Regions from separate parts of the Homo sapiens genome. Here region 1 is linked to region 2. Evidence: read pairs that join two places in POLR2A ChIA-PET (ENCODE). Cell type or tissue: PC-9. All regions are shown on one strand.

Region 1 (8,000 bases), 720 kb before region 2:
GCATTTTTTTGCTCAAAGGCCACTACTTGGCTTGTCTATCTTGGCCGGATATCTGGTGCACCCACATGCAAACTTTTCCCAAAGTCTTGGGCTTGTTTTTTTTTTTTTTTTTTTTCAGACAGAGTCTCGCTCTATCCAAGCTGGAGCGCGGTGGTGCAATCTCGGCTCACTGCGATCTCCACCTTCCAGGTTCAAGCAATTCTCAGCCTTCCAAGTAGCTGAGATTACAGGCGTGCGCCACCACGCCAGGCTAATTTTTGTATTCTTAGTATAGAGATGGGGTTTCACCATGTTGGCCAGGCTGGCCTCAAACTCCTGACCTCAAGTGATCGGCGCCCCCTCGGCCTCACAAAGTGCTGGGATTACAGGTGTGAGCCACCGCACTCAGGATTTTTTTTTTAATTTCTTTTTTTGAAGACAGGATTTCACTCTGTTGTCCAGGCTGGAGTGCAGTGGTAGGATCATAGCTCACTGCAGCCTCAAACTCCTGGGCTCAAGCAATCCTCCCGCCTCTCAACCTCTTGAGTAGCTAGGACCACAGGCACTCCACACCACAACCAGCCAATTTGTCTAATTTTTGTAGAGATGATTTGTTGATATGTTAACTTTTTTGCGGGGAGGGGGATGGAGTCTTGCTCTGTTGCCTAGGCTGGAGTGCAGTGGTGCAATCTTGGCTCACTACAACCTCCACTTCCCGGGTTCAAGTGATTCTCCTGTCTCAGCCTCCTGAGTAGCTGGGACTACAGGCACATGACATCACGCCCAGCTAATTTTTGTATTTTTACTAGAGATGGGGTTTCATCATGTTGGTCGGGATGGTCTTGATCTCTTGACCTCGTGATGTGCCTGCTTTGGCCTCCCAAAGTGCTGGGATTACAGGCGTGAGCCACTTCTACCTTCCTTTTTTTTTTTTTTTTTTTTTAATTTTTTTTCCTGAGACGGAATCTTGCTCTTTTGCCCATGCTGGAGTGCAGTGGCGCAATCTCGGCTCACTGCAACCTCTGCCTCCTGGGTTCAAGCGATTCTCCTGCCTCAGCCTCCCGAGTAACTGGGATTACAGGCGTGTGCTACCATGCCTGGTTAATTTTTTATTTTTAGTAGAGACTGGGTTTCACCATGTTGGCCAGGCTGGTCTTGAACTCCTGACCTCAAGTGATCCACCTGCCTCGGCCTCCCAAAGTGCTGGGATGACAGGCGTGAACCTGCGCTGGCCGATATCTTGATATCTTGATATGTTGCTCTGGCCCCAAGCGATTCTCCCACCTTGGCCTCCCAAAGCTCTGGGATTATAGGCTCAGCCTTGGGCTTTCTTTAATGGATTTATTTCACTTTTCCATGCTGCATCTCTGATCAGGTCTCAGAGCTCCTTCCATGACAGGACGTGTGCAACTGACTCATTCTTTGACCCACCTGCATTACAATACCAGCAGTGTTTTTTTTTTATAATCATAGAACAGCACTCAATAGGTCCATTTGGCCTATGGTGAAAAGCCGAGTCCTCCCATCCTTCCCCTGGCCCTGAAGTTCCCCATCCTACTGCACCACTATAGACACTGGCATTGGCATCACAGATTTTTTTTTTTTTTTTTCCTTTTCTCATTTTTGAGACAGAGTCTCGGTCTGTCGCCAAGGCTGGAGTGCAGTGGTGCAATCTCGGCTCACTGCAACCTCTGCCTCCCAGGCTCAAACGACCCTCCTGGCTCAGCTTCCCTAGTAGCTGGGATTACAGGCGCGTACCACCACGCCCGGCTAATTTTTGTATTTTTAGTGGAGACAGGATTTCATCATGTTGGCCCAGGCTAGTCTCAAACTCCTGACCTCAAGTGATCCGCCCACCTCAGCCTCCCAAAGTGCTGGGATGACAGGCGTGAGTCACTGCACCCGGCCTTTTTTTCCTTTTTTAAAAAAACCATTTTTGTGCTTCCTCCAAGAGATGAGTCTGTGCTTACATAAGCATAAACACAATTTCTAAATTTTCAGTTTTATTTTTTGACTGTGTAATCACAATACAACACTGGAAAGGATACAGAGAGTGAAAGTCCTCCCTCCCACCCTACCATCCGATTCCACACCCCCGAACTGGATACGAATGTTCCCCGTCTCTCCTGCGCCTTTCCTGAGATGCTGCGGGGAATACATTTTTCTTTTTTTACACAAGGAGTACATACTGTACACTCCGCTTTTTTTTTTTTTTTTTCTCACACAAGATGCTGTGAACATAAAGAGCTTCCTCATTCCTGTGCTATTCCCCACCTTTATTCTGGCAGGTCCACCCAGCTGGGTGTGAAGATCTAAATTAGTGTTTGGCGACCCCTGACTCCTCTCACATCGTTCTTGCTTCCGGATTTGAGTCCCAGTTTGATTGCTTGCTTTTGTTTTTTTTCTTTTCTTTTCTTTTCTTTTCTTTCTTTTTTTTTTTTTTTTTTTTGACACGGAGTCTTGCCCTGTCACCCAGGCTGGAGTACAATGATGCAATCTCAGCTCACTGCAACCTCCGCCTCCCAAGTTCAAACAATTATCCTGCCTCAGCCTTCCGAGTAGTTGGGATTACAGGCACCCGCCACCACACCCAGCTAATTTTTGTATTTTTAGTAGAGATGGGGTTTCACCGTGTTGGTCAGGCTGGTCTCGAACTCCTGACCTCAGGTGATCCACCCTCCTAAAACGTTAGCTGAGCATTAGCCAGGTGTGGTGGCTCATGCTTGTAATCCCAGCTCTTTGGGAGGCCGAGGCGGATGGATCACTTGAGGTCAAGAGTTCAAGACCAGCCTGGCCAACGTGGTGAAACTCTGTCTCTACTAAAAATACAAAGCTGGGCGTGGTGGCAGGTGCCTGTAATCCCAGCTACTCAGGAGGCTGAGGCAGGAGAATCGCTTGAAACTGGGAGGTAGAGGCTGCAGTAAGCCCAGATCCCACCACTGCACACCAGCCTGGGTGACAGAGCAAGACTCTGTCTCGAAAAAAAAAAACAGAAGAAACGGGAAACAGAAGTGCAGCTCTCATAGAGATGCTGTGACATCTGGGTGAGTTAGTGCATTTAGGAAACAAAAGAACATAGCGATGAAGAACCCAGCTTCTGGGGTAGGGGGGTGCCAAGTCCAAGTTCTGCTCACCACATTTCCTCAAACAAATGACAAAACCTTTCAGAGCCTCAGTTTCTTCCCATGTATAACAGGACTAATCAAACATCGCAGCCCCTCCTTTCTCACTCTTCTGGAGCTAGAACTCAGACAGCTAATCCCTGAGAAGCGCTTTATCCAGGCCAGGAATAGAGCAAGTGTGAATAACATTAGCAAATATATCTAAAGCACTTGGCAGAAAACCTGCCCCAGGCCAGGCGGAGCAGGTCATGCCTGTAATCCCAGCACTATGGGAGACCACCATGGGTGGATCATTTGAGGTCAGGAGTTCGAGACCAGCCTGGCCAATGTGGTGAAACCCCATCTCTACTAAAAACTGAAACATTATATCTAAAAGTCAAGCTGGGCCGGGCACAGTGGCTCATGCCTGTAATCCCAGCACTTTGGGAGGCCAAGGCGGATGGCTCACCTGAGGTCAGGAGTTTCAGACCAGCCTGGCCAGCACAGTGAAACCCCGTCTCTACTAAAATTACAAAAATTCGCTGGGCATGGTGGCAGGCACCTGTAACCCCAGCTACTCCAGTGGCTGAGGCAGGAGAATTGCTTGAACCCAGGAGACAGAGGTTGCAGTGAGCTGAGATTGCCCCACTGCACTCCAGCCTTGGTGACAGAGTGAAACTCTGTCTCAAAAAAAAAAAAAAAGGAAAGAATAAAGGAAATCTCAATGCACCAAACTTCCACTAAATACTAAAAATGGGCCAGGCGCAGTGGCTCACGCCTGTAATCCCAGCACTTTGGGAGGCCGAGGTGGGTGGATCACCTGAGGTCAGCAGTTCGAGACCAGCCTGGACAACATGTTGAAACCCTGTCTCTACTAAAAATACAAAAATTAGCCAGGCGTGGTGGCAGGTGCCTGTAATCCCAATTACTCTGGAGGGTGAAGCAGGAGAATCGCTTGGACCTAGAAGGTGGAGGTTGCACTGAGCCAAGATTGTGCCACTGCACTCCAGCCTCGGTGACAGAGCAACACTCTGTCAAAAAAAAAGAAAGAAAGAAAGAAAGAAAAAAAAAACACCTAAAAATGGCACAACACAAACAAGAAGCATCTATCTATATTCTCTATTAAAATCTAGGCCTTGGCTGGGTACGGTGGCTTGCGCCTGTAATCCTAGAACTTTGGAAGGCTCAGCTGGGTGGATCACCTGAGGTCGAAATCTCGCCACTGCACTCCAGCCTGGGCGACAGAGTAAGACACTGTCTCAAAAAAAAAAAACAAAAAAACTAGGCCTTAAAGAGCATGCACTCATCTTCTCTCCCACAGACCTGAGAGCACTTTCTTTCTTTTTTTTTTTTTTTTTGAGAAGGAGTCTCACTCTGTCACCTAGGATGGAGTGCAGTGGCGCAATCTTGGCTCACTGCAACCTCTGCCCCCGAGGTTCAAGCGATTCTCCTGCCTCAGCCTCCTGGGTAGCTGGGATTACAGGTGCATGCTGCCACGCCCAGCTAATTTTTTATATTTTAGTAGAGACAGGGTTTCACCATGTTACCCAGGCTGGTCTCGAACTCTTGAGCTCAGGCAATCCACCCGCCTCAGCCTCACAAAGTGCTAGGATTACAGGCGTGAGCCACCCCTCCTGGCTGAAAGTACTTTCATAGTCTGTTGACATCACACTTGCCCAAGGGGAAGCAGAGGCTGATTTCTCAAACTCCCTGATTATTAGTTGAGACACCTTCCCTCTTTGTCAGTGGGGCAGGAGAGACAACGGCAGGAGAATACTAAAAAATGTCCCCCGCTTTGTGGCAACTGTGAGTTCCCTTGAGGTCACCAACTACATCCTAATAATCTGTATCACCAGTTGCCAGAGTGATGCTTGCCCCGGAACTGACCCTTTGAGTGTTTGTTAAGTGAGTAATTAAGTGACAAAGTAATTCAGACAAGAGGACCTGCAACATTTTTCCTACGATAGTTCATGTCATGGTATGTGCAGAGGAAGGATAACCCAGCCCTCGGGTCAGCTAGTAGTCCCCACCACCCTTGCCAGGGACCCCACCCCCATACCCCAATTCCTTCAGCTTTCCCACCAGGGAGAAGCAGATATTCAGTCCGGGAGAGCCCCTCTTTCCTGAGGGACCTGTTTCTTTTTTTCTTTTTCTTTTCTTTTTGTTTTTTTTTTTTTTTTTGAGACCGATACTTGCTCTGTCATCCAGGCTGGGGTGCAGTGGCATGATCTCAGCTCACTGCAACACCTACCTCCCAGATTCAAGCAATTCTCATGCCTCAGCCTCTTGAGTAGCTGCGACTACCGGCACCCACCATCACGCCCAGCTAATTTTTGTAATTTTAGTAGCAACGTGGTTTCACCATGTTGGCCAGGCTGGTCTCGAACTCCCGACCTCAGGTGATCTGCCTTACCTCGGCCTCCCAAAGTGCTGGGATTACAGGCGTGAGCCACCGCGCCTGGCATGGGGGACCTGTTTCTACTTCACAATCTGTAGACTAGTCTATGGGCACAGTTCCTGAGGGACACCTCAGTGCTAGGCTCAGGAGATGCGCCAAGCAGAAAACTTGGCCATCTGGCATAGGGGAGGGAGGATGGAGCTCGTGAAACTCACAGTCTCCTAGGAAACACACCTGTGGGTTTCCGTTTCCTAGGGCTGCCACAACAAACTGGGTGGCTTCAAACGACAAGTAATTTGTTGTTGGTGGTGGTGGTGTTGAGACAGAGTCTCACTCTGTCGCCCAGGCTGGAGTGCAGTGGCGCGATCTCAGCTCACTGCAGCACCCGCCTGCCAGGTTCAAGTGATTCTCCTGCTTCAGCCTCCCAAGTAGCTGGGATTACAGGCACACATCACCACGCCCAGCTAATATTTTGTATTTTTAGTAGGGATAGGGTTTCACCATATTAGCCAGGCTGGTGTCGAACTCCTGACCTCAGGTGATCTGCCCGCCTCGGCCTCCCAAAGTGCTGGGATGACAGGCATGAGCCACTGCACCCAGCTTGCTTGTTTGTTTTGAGACAGGATCTCACTCTGTTGCCCAGGCTGGAGTGCAATGGCACAATCAGGGCTTACTGTAGCCTCGATCTCTTGGGCTCAAGCGATCCTCCTATCTCAGCCTCCCAAGTAGCTGAGACCACAGGCATGCACCATCATGCCAGCGTAATTTTTAAATTTTTTGTAGAGACAGGGTCTCACTGTGTTGCCCAAGCTGGCCTCAAACTCCTGGGCTCAAGCAATTCTCCTGCGTTGGCTTCCCAAAGTGCTGGGATTACAAGCATGAGCCCCTGTACCTGGCATTAACAAGTGAGGACGGCTTTCTCCTGGCTTCTGGTGGTTTCAGCAATCCTTAGCCTCCTTGGGCTTGTAGCTGCATCGCTCCAATCTCTGCCGCTGCCGTCCCGTGGCCCTCCCCTCTGTGTGTCTTTGTGTCTTCTCCTTTTCCATCTCTTATAAGGACACCCATCATTGGATTTCGGGGCCAGCCACCCTAATCCAGGATGATCTCATCTCGAGATCCTCCACTGAATTACATCTTTGAAGACACTTACTCCAAGTCAAGTCACATTCACAGTTCTGGAATGTGGACATATATTTTAGGGTGGGGCATCATTCAACTCATTAAACTGACCGAGCCACTTCCCATAGCCCGCAGCGTGGAGGGGAAGACGCCTGGCAGGCCCTGGACACACAGGCCAAGGGACAGGAGCTTGTTAGGGCGCAGGGAGGGGCTCCTGGAGCCAAGGCCCGGGGAAGAGGCCCCTAGGCTGGAGATCTGGGAACCACTCCCCCACAGGGCCATCCACACACACACACACACACACACACAGGCCTGGTGTGACTGGAATCGAGAGAACAGGAGAGAGCAGGGCAGGGCGTGTCTAGGAATGAGACAGGCCAGGCCCTGCATTCCTGAGTTGGAAGAGAAATTGAGAGTTAGGAGGGACAAGGCCTGATTTGCTTTTACCAGGAAGACAGAGCTGGGACCTGGGTTGTTTGCCTTCATGGGGCCCCAACGTTCCCCAGGAATATTATGCTGGACATCAATGTAGCCAGGCGTGACACCTGAAAATAAAAAACACTTTGGCTCACAGGGGCAGGTTCTTTGGGGGCTCATGGCCTCCTGGGGGGAGGTCCTCCGTAGAGAAAGGAGGTGACCTGATTTGGGTGCTCACGGGCGCCCCCTGGCCTCTGTGCGGAGAACTGACCGTAGGGGTAAGGGCAGAGCGGGTGGACCAGGACCGAAGCCATTCACCGCACCACCAGGCAGGAGGTGATGGGGCTGGCTGGACCGGGAGAGGTCGGAGCAGGTGGGGCGAAAGTAGCCCAGGATTTTTTTTTTTTTTTTTTTTTTTTTGTCTTGAGACAGAGTCTCGCTCTGTCGCCCAGGCTGGAGTGCAGCGGCGCAATATCGGCTTGCTGCAACCTCGGTCTCGGGGGTTCACGTGATTCTCCTGCCTCAGTCTCCCGAGTATCTGGGAGTACAGGCATGTCCCACCACGCCCAGCTAATTTTTGTATTTTTAAGAGAGGTGGGGTTTCACTATGTTGGCCATGCTGGTCTCAATCTCCTGACCTCAGGCGATCCACCCACCTTGGCCTCCCAAAGTGCTGGGATTACAGGCATGAGCCACCGCACCTGGCTGATTTTTTTTTTTTTTTGGCTTTGTTTTGTTTTGTTTATTAGAGACAGGGTCTCATTCTATTGCCCAGCCTGGAGTGAAATGGTGCGATCATAGCTCACTGCAGCCTCGACCTCCTGGACTCAAGTCATCCTCTTACCTCAGCCTCCCAAGTAGCTGGGACCACAGGCACGCACCACCACACCCACCCAAGAATACATCTTGGGGCCGGGCACGGTGGCTCACACCTATAATTGCAGCACTTTGGGGGGCTGAGGAGGGCGGATCACTTGAGGTGAGGC
Region 2 (8,000 bases):
ATCCACCTGCCTTGGCCTCCCAAAGTCCTGGGATTACAGGCGTGAGCCACCATCCCTGGTTAATTTTTTTTTTTTTTTGAGACGGAGTTTCGCTTTTGTTGCCCAGGCTGGAGTGCAATGGCGTGATCTCGGCTCACCGCAGCCTCCACCTCCCGGGTTCAAGCGATTCTCCTGCCTCGCCTCCCAAGTAGCTGGGATTACAGGCACCCGCCACCATGCCCTTCTAATTTTTGTATTTTTAGTAGAGACGGGGTTTCTCCATGTTGGTCAGGCTGGTCTGGAACTCCCGACCTCAGGTGATTTGCCTGCTTCTGCTTCCCAAAGTGTGAGGATTACAGGTGTGAGCCAGCATGCCTGGCCAATTTTTTTGAATTTTGATAGAGAGGAAGTCTTGTTGTGTTGCCCATGGTCTTGAATTCCTGAGTTCAAGCAATCCTTCCGCCTCGGCCTCCCAGATTGCTGGGATTACAGGCGTGAGCCACCACATCCGGCTTGAGTTGTATTTCTGTTAGACAGTGCCCGTCTTGAGAAACCACAGCCTGCCACAGTGATAGCAACAGAAATAGCAATAATAATAATGTGTTGAGTGCTCATGCAATGCCCGTAGCTATGGAGATAAACGCTGAAGTATAAGCCGTCAAACAGTGTTGCAAAGTGGGGACTGTCACTTCCATTTCTTAGAGGAGGAAACTGAGGCTTGGAGAGGCTGAGCCACTTGCTTGAGGTCACCCAGCAGTAGGAGCTGGACTAGTGGAAGTCAACTGGGGGCTGCTTTGGAGCCCTAGACTTACTGGGGTATCTCCTTGCATAGGATTTAGACTTATGGGGAGTGAGTAACTGGGGTCAGAGGAGACACAGGGAGGAGTTCAAGCAAAGGATGGCCGGGTGCAGTGGCTCACACCTGTAATCCCAGCACTTGGGGAAGCTGAAGTGGGAGGATTGCTTGAGTCCAGGAGTTCAAGACCAGGCTGGGCAATATAGCGAGACCCCCCTCCCCCATTTCTAAAAATTTATTTGATGTTTATTTATTTATTTATTTTTTAATTTTTGAGATGGAGTCTTGCTGTGTAGCCCAGGCTGGAGTGCAGTGGTGCGATCTTGGCTCACTGTAACCTCTGCCTCCCGGGTTTAAGTGATTCTCCTGCCTCAGCCTCCCGAGTAGCTGGGTTTACAGGCATGTGCCACCACACCGGGCTAATTTTTTTGTATTTTTAATAGAGACGGTGTTTCACCGTGTTAGCCAGGCTGGTCTCGAACTCCTGACGTTGTGATCCACCCACCTCGGCCTCCCAAAGTGCTGGGATTACAGGCGTGAGCCACTGCACCTGGCCTATTTATTTATTAGTTTATTTATTTATTTTGAAATGGAGTCTTGCTCTGTTGCCCAGGCTGGAGTGCGGTGGCGAGTCTCAGGTCACTGCAAGCTCCACATCCTAGGGTCAAGCAATTCTCCTGTTTCAGCCTCCCGAGTAACTGGGACTATAGACGAGCGCCACTATACCCAGAAAATTTTTGTATTTTTACTAGAGACGGGGTTTCACCATGTTGGCCAGGCTGGTCTCAAACTCCTGACCTCAGGTTATCTGCCTGCCTCGGCCTCCCAAAGTGCTGGGATTACAGGTGTGAGCCACTGTGCCTGGCCTAAATTTTTTTTTTTTTTAATTAACCGGGTGTGGTGGTGCGCATCTGTAGTCCCAGCTACTCAGGAAGCTGTGGTGGGAGGATTGCTTGAGCCTAGAAGGTTGAGGCTGCAGTGAGCCATGATTGCGCCACTGCACTCCAGTCTGGGCGACAGAGCCAGACCTCGTCTCAAGAAAAAACAAACCAAGACAGAACAAAAATGAAAAGCATGTCTTTCTGGTGCTCCCCTTGCAAACAGGACCTCAGGGCTGGCTTTTCCCAGCAGCCCTCTTCAGCATCTGATACGTGGCTATGTCGGCTAAGTCTAGCTTTGAAAGGGCTCCAATGTACGTCCTGTAATGCTGAATCAGAGAAGTCACTCTAGGCCAGTGGGTAGACTTTAGGAGGAACACAGAATGGGGTATCAGAGGGTGAGAATGTCTTATTTAATTCTCTAACAATAGATACTAACATATATATATAGAGAGAGAGACAGACAGAGAGAGAGTCTTGCTCTGTTGCTCAGGCTGGAGTGCAGTGGAGCGATCTCAGCTCACTACAGCCTCCGCCTCCCGGGTTCAAGCTATTCTCCTGCCTCAGCCTCCTGAGTAGCTGGGATCACAGGGCAAACCCGGCTAATTTTTGTATTTTTAGTAGAGATGGGGTTTCACCATGTTGGCCAGGCTGGTCTCGAACTCCTGACATCAGGTCATCCACGCTCCTCCGCCTCCCAAAGTGCTGGGATTACAGGTGGGAGCCACTACGCCCTGCCTTCAAACAGCTAACCCTGTTTTGAGACAGGGTCTTGCTCTGTTGCGTGGGTTGAAGTGCAATGGCGTGATCACGACTTGCTGCAGCTTCAACCTCCCGGGCTCAAGTGGTCCACCTGCCTCAGCCTCGTGAGTAGCTGAGACTGCAGGCGTGTAGCACTATGCCTGGCTAATTTTTTAAAACAATTTTTTTAAAAGAGATGGGGTCTCACTATGTTGGCCAGGCTGATCTTGAGCTCCTGGGCTCAAGCGATCGATCCTTCCACCTTGGCTTCCCAAAGTGCTGGGATTACAGGTGTGAGGGGCTGTGCCCAGCCAGTCCCATCTACTTGAAAGGCAGAGGAGGTAGGATCGCTTATGCCTCGGAGTTCAAGACCAGCCTGGACAATATAGCAAGACTCTTGTCTCAAAAAAAAAAAAAAAAAAAAAAAAGAGGAAAAAAAGGAGTTTGATGGGGGTAGTTCCAACCACCTGCGTCCTTCCTTCTCAGTAAAGCCAGCAAGCTTGGGCTTTGGGGAAATGGAAGCCAGATTGATCCTGCCCGCGCCCAGCGTGAGCTCACTGTCTAGGCATGTACAGCTCCTGACCCCAAACCACGTGTGCTCTCAACCCGTGGAAGATGGGGCTACCCTGGGGGCTCAGATGAAGGTGGAGACAAGGACCCCCAGCTCGTGGATATCTCCACCCTAGCTTTCTGAGGGTCCCTCCCTTCTGCCAGCCCCCTGCAGCACCCCCAGCCACCGTTGACTCAGGCAGGAAACCAGCTGGGTAGGCTTCGCTTGCTTCCTGGTCGCGACGACGCAGCCCCTCCGGCATGCGCAGCTGGCAAGATTTCCTTCTTGCATTTCTTTTCTTTCTTTTTGAAACAGAAGTTCATGGGCAAAGTGTCAGGGCCCTGCCAGGAGAAGTGGTCGTGCCAGGTCGAGGCGGGGGAAGGTGGAGGCAGGAGAGAAAGGCTTAGGCAAGAATAACTGTGTTTTTTTGTTTTTTTTTTTTGTTGTTGTTTTTTTTTGAGACGGAGTTTCGCTCTTGTTGCCCAGGCCAGGCTGGAGTGCAATGGCGCGATGTTGGCTCACCGAAACCTCCACCTCCTGGGTTCAAGTGATTCTCCTGCCTCAGCCTCCTGAGTGGCTGGGATTACAGGCATGTGCCACCACGCCAGGCTTATTTTGTATTTTTAGTAGAGGCAGGGTTTCTCCATGTTGGTCAGGCAGGTCTCAAACTCCTAACCTCAGGTGATCCGCTCGCCTCAGCCTCCCAAAGTATTTTTTTTTTGAGACGGAGTCTCGCTTGCTCTGTTGCCCAGGCTGGAGTGCAGTGGCGGATCTTGACTCACTGCAACCTCTGCCTCCTGGGTTCAAGCAGGAGTTCAAGCAGCTTGAACCTCCTGGGTTCAAGCTGGATTCTCCTGCCTCAGCCTCCCTGTAATGGGATTACACGCCTGTAATCCCAGCACTGTAATCCCCGCCGCCAGCACTGTAATCCCCGCCGCCAGCCAAGGCGGGCGGATCACGAGGTCAGGAGATCGAGACCATCCTGGCTAACATGGTGAAACCCCGTCTCTACTAAAAAAGACAAAATTAGCTGGGCATGGTGGCGGGCGCCTGTGGTCCCAGCTACTCGGGAGGCTGAGGCAGAAGAATGGTGTGAACCCGGGAGGCGGAGCTTGCAGTGAGTCGAGATCGCGCCACTGCACTCCAGCCTGGGTGACAGAGCAAGACTCCGTCTCAAAAAAAAAAAAAAAGAAAGAAATTGGTATGTCCCTTATCCTTAGGCTCCTGAATTCACACTGAGAGGGAGTGGGGATCCCAATGTAACAGACAGAGAAACTGAGGCTCAGAAAGGCTTTAATTTTTTTTTTTTTTTGAGACAGAGTCTCACTCAGTCGCCCAGGCTGGGGTGGGGTGCAGTGACGTGATCTCGGCTCACTACAACCTTTGCCTCCCAGGTTCAAGCGATTCTCCTGCCTCAGCCCCCCGAGTAGCTGGGACTACAGGCGCCCGCCACCACGCCTGGCTAATTTTTGTATTTTTAGTAGAGATGGGGTTTCGCCATATTGGCCAGGCTGGTCTTGAATTCCTGACCTCAGGTGATCCACCTGCCTCGGCCTCCCAAAGTGCTGGGATTATAGGCGTGAGCCACAGCGCCCGGCCAATAACTGTCAGGAAAAGCCACATTTAATGACGCCTCTGTCCCTGGGAGAGGGGAGCTAGGGAGGGACAGAGAGGACGGGGGATGGCAGGACTTGGGTTCCCACTGCTCTGCCCCCAGCACACAAGCGCAGCTCCTAGTCACATTGGTATGTCCCGCCAGGCGCGGTGGCTCACGCCCGTAATCCCAGCACTTTGGGAGGCCGAGGCGGGCGGATCATGAGGTCAGGAGTTGAGACCGTCCTGGCTAACACGGTGAAACCCCGTCTCTACTAAAAAACACAAAAAATTAGCCGGGCATGGTGGCGGGTGCCTGCAGTCCCAGCCACTCCGGAGGCTGAGGCAGGAGAATGGTGTGAACCGGGAGGCGGAGCTTGCAGTGAGTCGAGATCGCACCACTGCACTCCAGTCTGGGCGACAGAGCGAGACTCCATCTCAAAAAAAAAAAAAAAAAAAAAAATTGGTATGTCCCTTATTCTTAGGCTCCTGAACTCACACTGAGGGGGAGTGGGGATCCCAATGTAACAGACAGAGAAACTGAGGCTCAGAAAGGTTTTAATTTTTTTTTTTTTTGAGACAGAGTCTCAGTTGCCCAGGCTGGGGTGGGGTGCAGTGACATGATCTCAGCTCACTACAACCTTCACCTCCCAGGTTCAAGTGATTCTCCTGTCTCAGCCTCCCGTTTTGTTTTGTTTTGTTTTGTTTTGTTTTTTGAGACAGAGTCTCACTCAGTCGCCCAGGCTGGGGTGGGGTGCAGTGACGTGATCTCGGCTCACTACAACCTCCGCCTCCCGGGTTCAAGCGATTCTCCTGCCTCAGCCTCCCGAGTAGCTGGGATTACAGGCGCGCACCACCACACCCGGCTAATTTTTGTACTTTTGGTAGAGACGAGGTTTCTTCATGTTGGCCAGGCTGGTGTTGAACTCCTGACCTCAAGTGATCTGCTGGCCTCAGCCTCCCAAAGTGCTGAGATTACAGGCATGAGCCACGGCCCCAGGCTGAGACTCAGAAAGGTGAAGGGACTTGACGGTCACACAGTCAAAAAGTGGCAGAACCTGGCAAAGAACTCAAGGTGTGGGTTCTTCCGGAGTCTGGGGCTCCTGGCTCCAGCACTAATCAGGGCTTGGGGGAGTGCAGGAGGGGAAAGTCACCCAGGAAAGTGAAGGGGAAAATGAGGCTGTTTGGGGAGCCCTGAGGGGAGAGGTGAAGGGGGAATGGGTGAGTGCACATTCCAGACCCCATACCTGCAGTGCCTGAAAGCCCTTCCTTGCCCCTGGGGTGCTCCTCGAAGGGGCTGGCGTCAGAGGCACAAAGGGAGCCAGAATGCAGGATTCCTGGGCTGGTCGAGACGCCACCAGCCTGCGGGTGGATTTAACCCCGGTTAGAGGCGCCTCCTGGTGTCCAACTCCGGTGCCAGATGGCACCCAGAGCCCACCCCGTCCTGGCCCAGAGCCCACCCCGTCCTGGCCCTTGCCTTTCTGATTCCAGATAGAAAGACCGGAAGCTAATTTTTTGAAGGTGGCAAAATCACCACTCCCTTAACATATAAAGATGAATGGGTGCTAAAATGTTTTTTTCTTCCTGTTCGCCAGGTCAGAAATTTTTTTTGTTTCTTTTTTGTGTTTTTTTGTCTCTTCTTTTTTTCTTTCTTTTTTTTTTTGAGACAGAGCTTGCTCTGTTGCCCAGGCTGGAGTGCAATGGCACGATCTTGGCTTACTGCAACTTTCGTTTCCCGGGTTCAAGCGATTCTTCTGCCTCAGCCTCATGAGTAGCTGGGACTATAGGTGCCTGCCACCACGCCCGGCTAATCTATTTATTTTTAGTAGAGACGGGGTTTCACCATGTTGGCCAGGTTGGTCTCGAACTCCTAACCTCAGGTGATCTGCCTGCCTTGGCCTCCCAAAGTGCTGGGATTACAGATGTGAGCCACCACACCTAGCCTTGTTTTTCTCTTAATTTCACTGATGTGGGAAACAGGCAGATGTTATGTTCAAGAGAGTCTGAAAAAGACACTTTTGTTTTTGAGATGGGGCCTTGCTGCATCGCCCAAGCTGGAGTGCAGTGGTGCGATTTGGGCTCATTGCAGCCCCAACCTCCCGTGCTCAAGTGACCCTCCCAGTTCAGTCTCTGGAGTAGCTGGGACTCCAGGCATGCCCCACCACACCCAGCTAATTTTTAAAAATGTTTTGCAGAGATAGGGTCTTGCTATGTTGCCCAGGCTGGTCTTGAACTCCTGGCCTCGAGCAATCTGCCCACCTCCGCCTCCCAAAGTGCTGGGATTAGGCTGGGCGCAGTGGCTCACACCTGTAATCCCACACTTTGGGAAGCCAAGGTAGGCGGATCACTTGAGGTCAGGAGTTCGAGACCAGTCTGGGCAACATGGTGAATCCCCATCTCTACTAAAAATACAAAAATTAGGCGGGTGTGGTGGCGCGCGCCTGTAGTCCTAGCTACTCGGGAGGCTGGGGCAGGAAAATCTCTTGAACCCAGGAGGCGGAGGTTGCCCTGAGCTGAGATCATGCCATTGCACTCCAGCCTGGGTGACAGAGGGAGACGATCTAAAAAACATCATCATCATTAACAAAAACCACACACAGACACACACAAAGTGCTGGGACTGCAGGTGTGAGCCAGGGTGCCTGACCTTGAAAAAGACACTTTAGAAATCAAGCTGTTGAAGCAAAGGTGTGAATGTAGGCAAATTCGGTTTTCCACAGGGGAATAAGCGTTGTCAACTGAACCTCTAGGCTGGACAGGATATGACATTTGCATGTCTGTAGATAAGAACTATTTTGTATTGCTATCAATTTTCACAACTTACAGAGTTGTAAAATAGTTCAAAGACAATGATATGAATCAGGTACTCCGGAGAGGGTGTATTGTTTAGGAAGGGTGTATTGTTTATAGCTAAGGGGCTGAATGAACCATTGAATAATCATAACTCATTCACTGAAACAAAAGGTTTTAGAAGGAACCGTTCCTTCAATAAACACCTGCTCATCGAGTGCCTATTGTGAGCTGTTCTAGTTGCTTGAGACACAGCCCCGAACAGAGTCGGGGTCCTTGAGAAGCAAAGTAGAAACAGAGGAAAGTAACAGAAAGTGACCCTGGCTAAGAAGACAATCAAACAGGCCACTTCTGGGGGCAGGGGACAAAGAAGGCTTCTCTGAGGTGATGTCTCGGGGGAAGGAACTGTGGGCACAAAGGCAGGGAGGACTGTGGCCTGGATGGGAAGGGGATACAAACTTGGTGTTGTCTCTTTTTTCTGTTGTCACTGGAATGTCAGGTTTGTTTTGTTTTGTGTTTTTGAGACAGAGTCTTGCTCTGCCGCCCAGGTGGAGTGCAGTAGCATGATCTCAGCTCACTGCAACCTCTGCCTCCTGGGTTCAAGCGATTCTCCTGCCTCAGCCTCCTGAGTAGCTGGGATTATAGGTGTGTGCCACGATGCCGGCCAATTTTT

Evidence for each region. ChIA-PET counts read pairs that join two places held together with the same protein. Peaks named below come from ENCODE experiments on the same cell type or tissue, not always from the same donor. Only the 100,000 strongest peaks of a DNase experiment are listed, where the experiment ranks them.
Region 1: POLR2A ChIA-PET joins it to region 2 with 11 read pairs; 3 of 35 experiments call an interaction of 5 or more read pairs at or near these places.

What each region holds. Positions count from the first base shown.
Region 1 is chr19:14,504,865-14,512,864 of GRCh38, reverse strand. No RefSeq gene overlaps it. Among named protein-coding and RNA genes, the nearest start is that of DNAJB1, 9.5 kb to the left of the region's middle. In PC-9, CTCF peaks have their summits at 1,682, 7,040 and 7,246; DNase peaks (open chromatin) are centred at 1,904, 2,234, 4,954, 6,754 and 2 weaker places; H3K4me3 peaks cover 3,907 bases; H3K27ac peaks cover 8,000 bases.
Region 2 is chr19:13,783,050-13,791,049 of GRCh38, reverse strand. No RefSeq gene overlaps it. Among named protein-coding and RNA genes, the nearest start is that of ZSWIM4, 8.4 kb to the left of the region's middle. RefSeq lists enhancers at 2,876-3,165, 4,230-5,191. In PC-9, CTCF peaks have their summits at 5,761 and 5,969 (motif pointing left); DNase peaks (open chromatin) are centred at 2,949, 3,189 and 5,869; H3K4me3 peaks cover 506 bases; H3K27ac peaks cover 2,632 bases.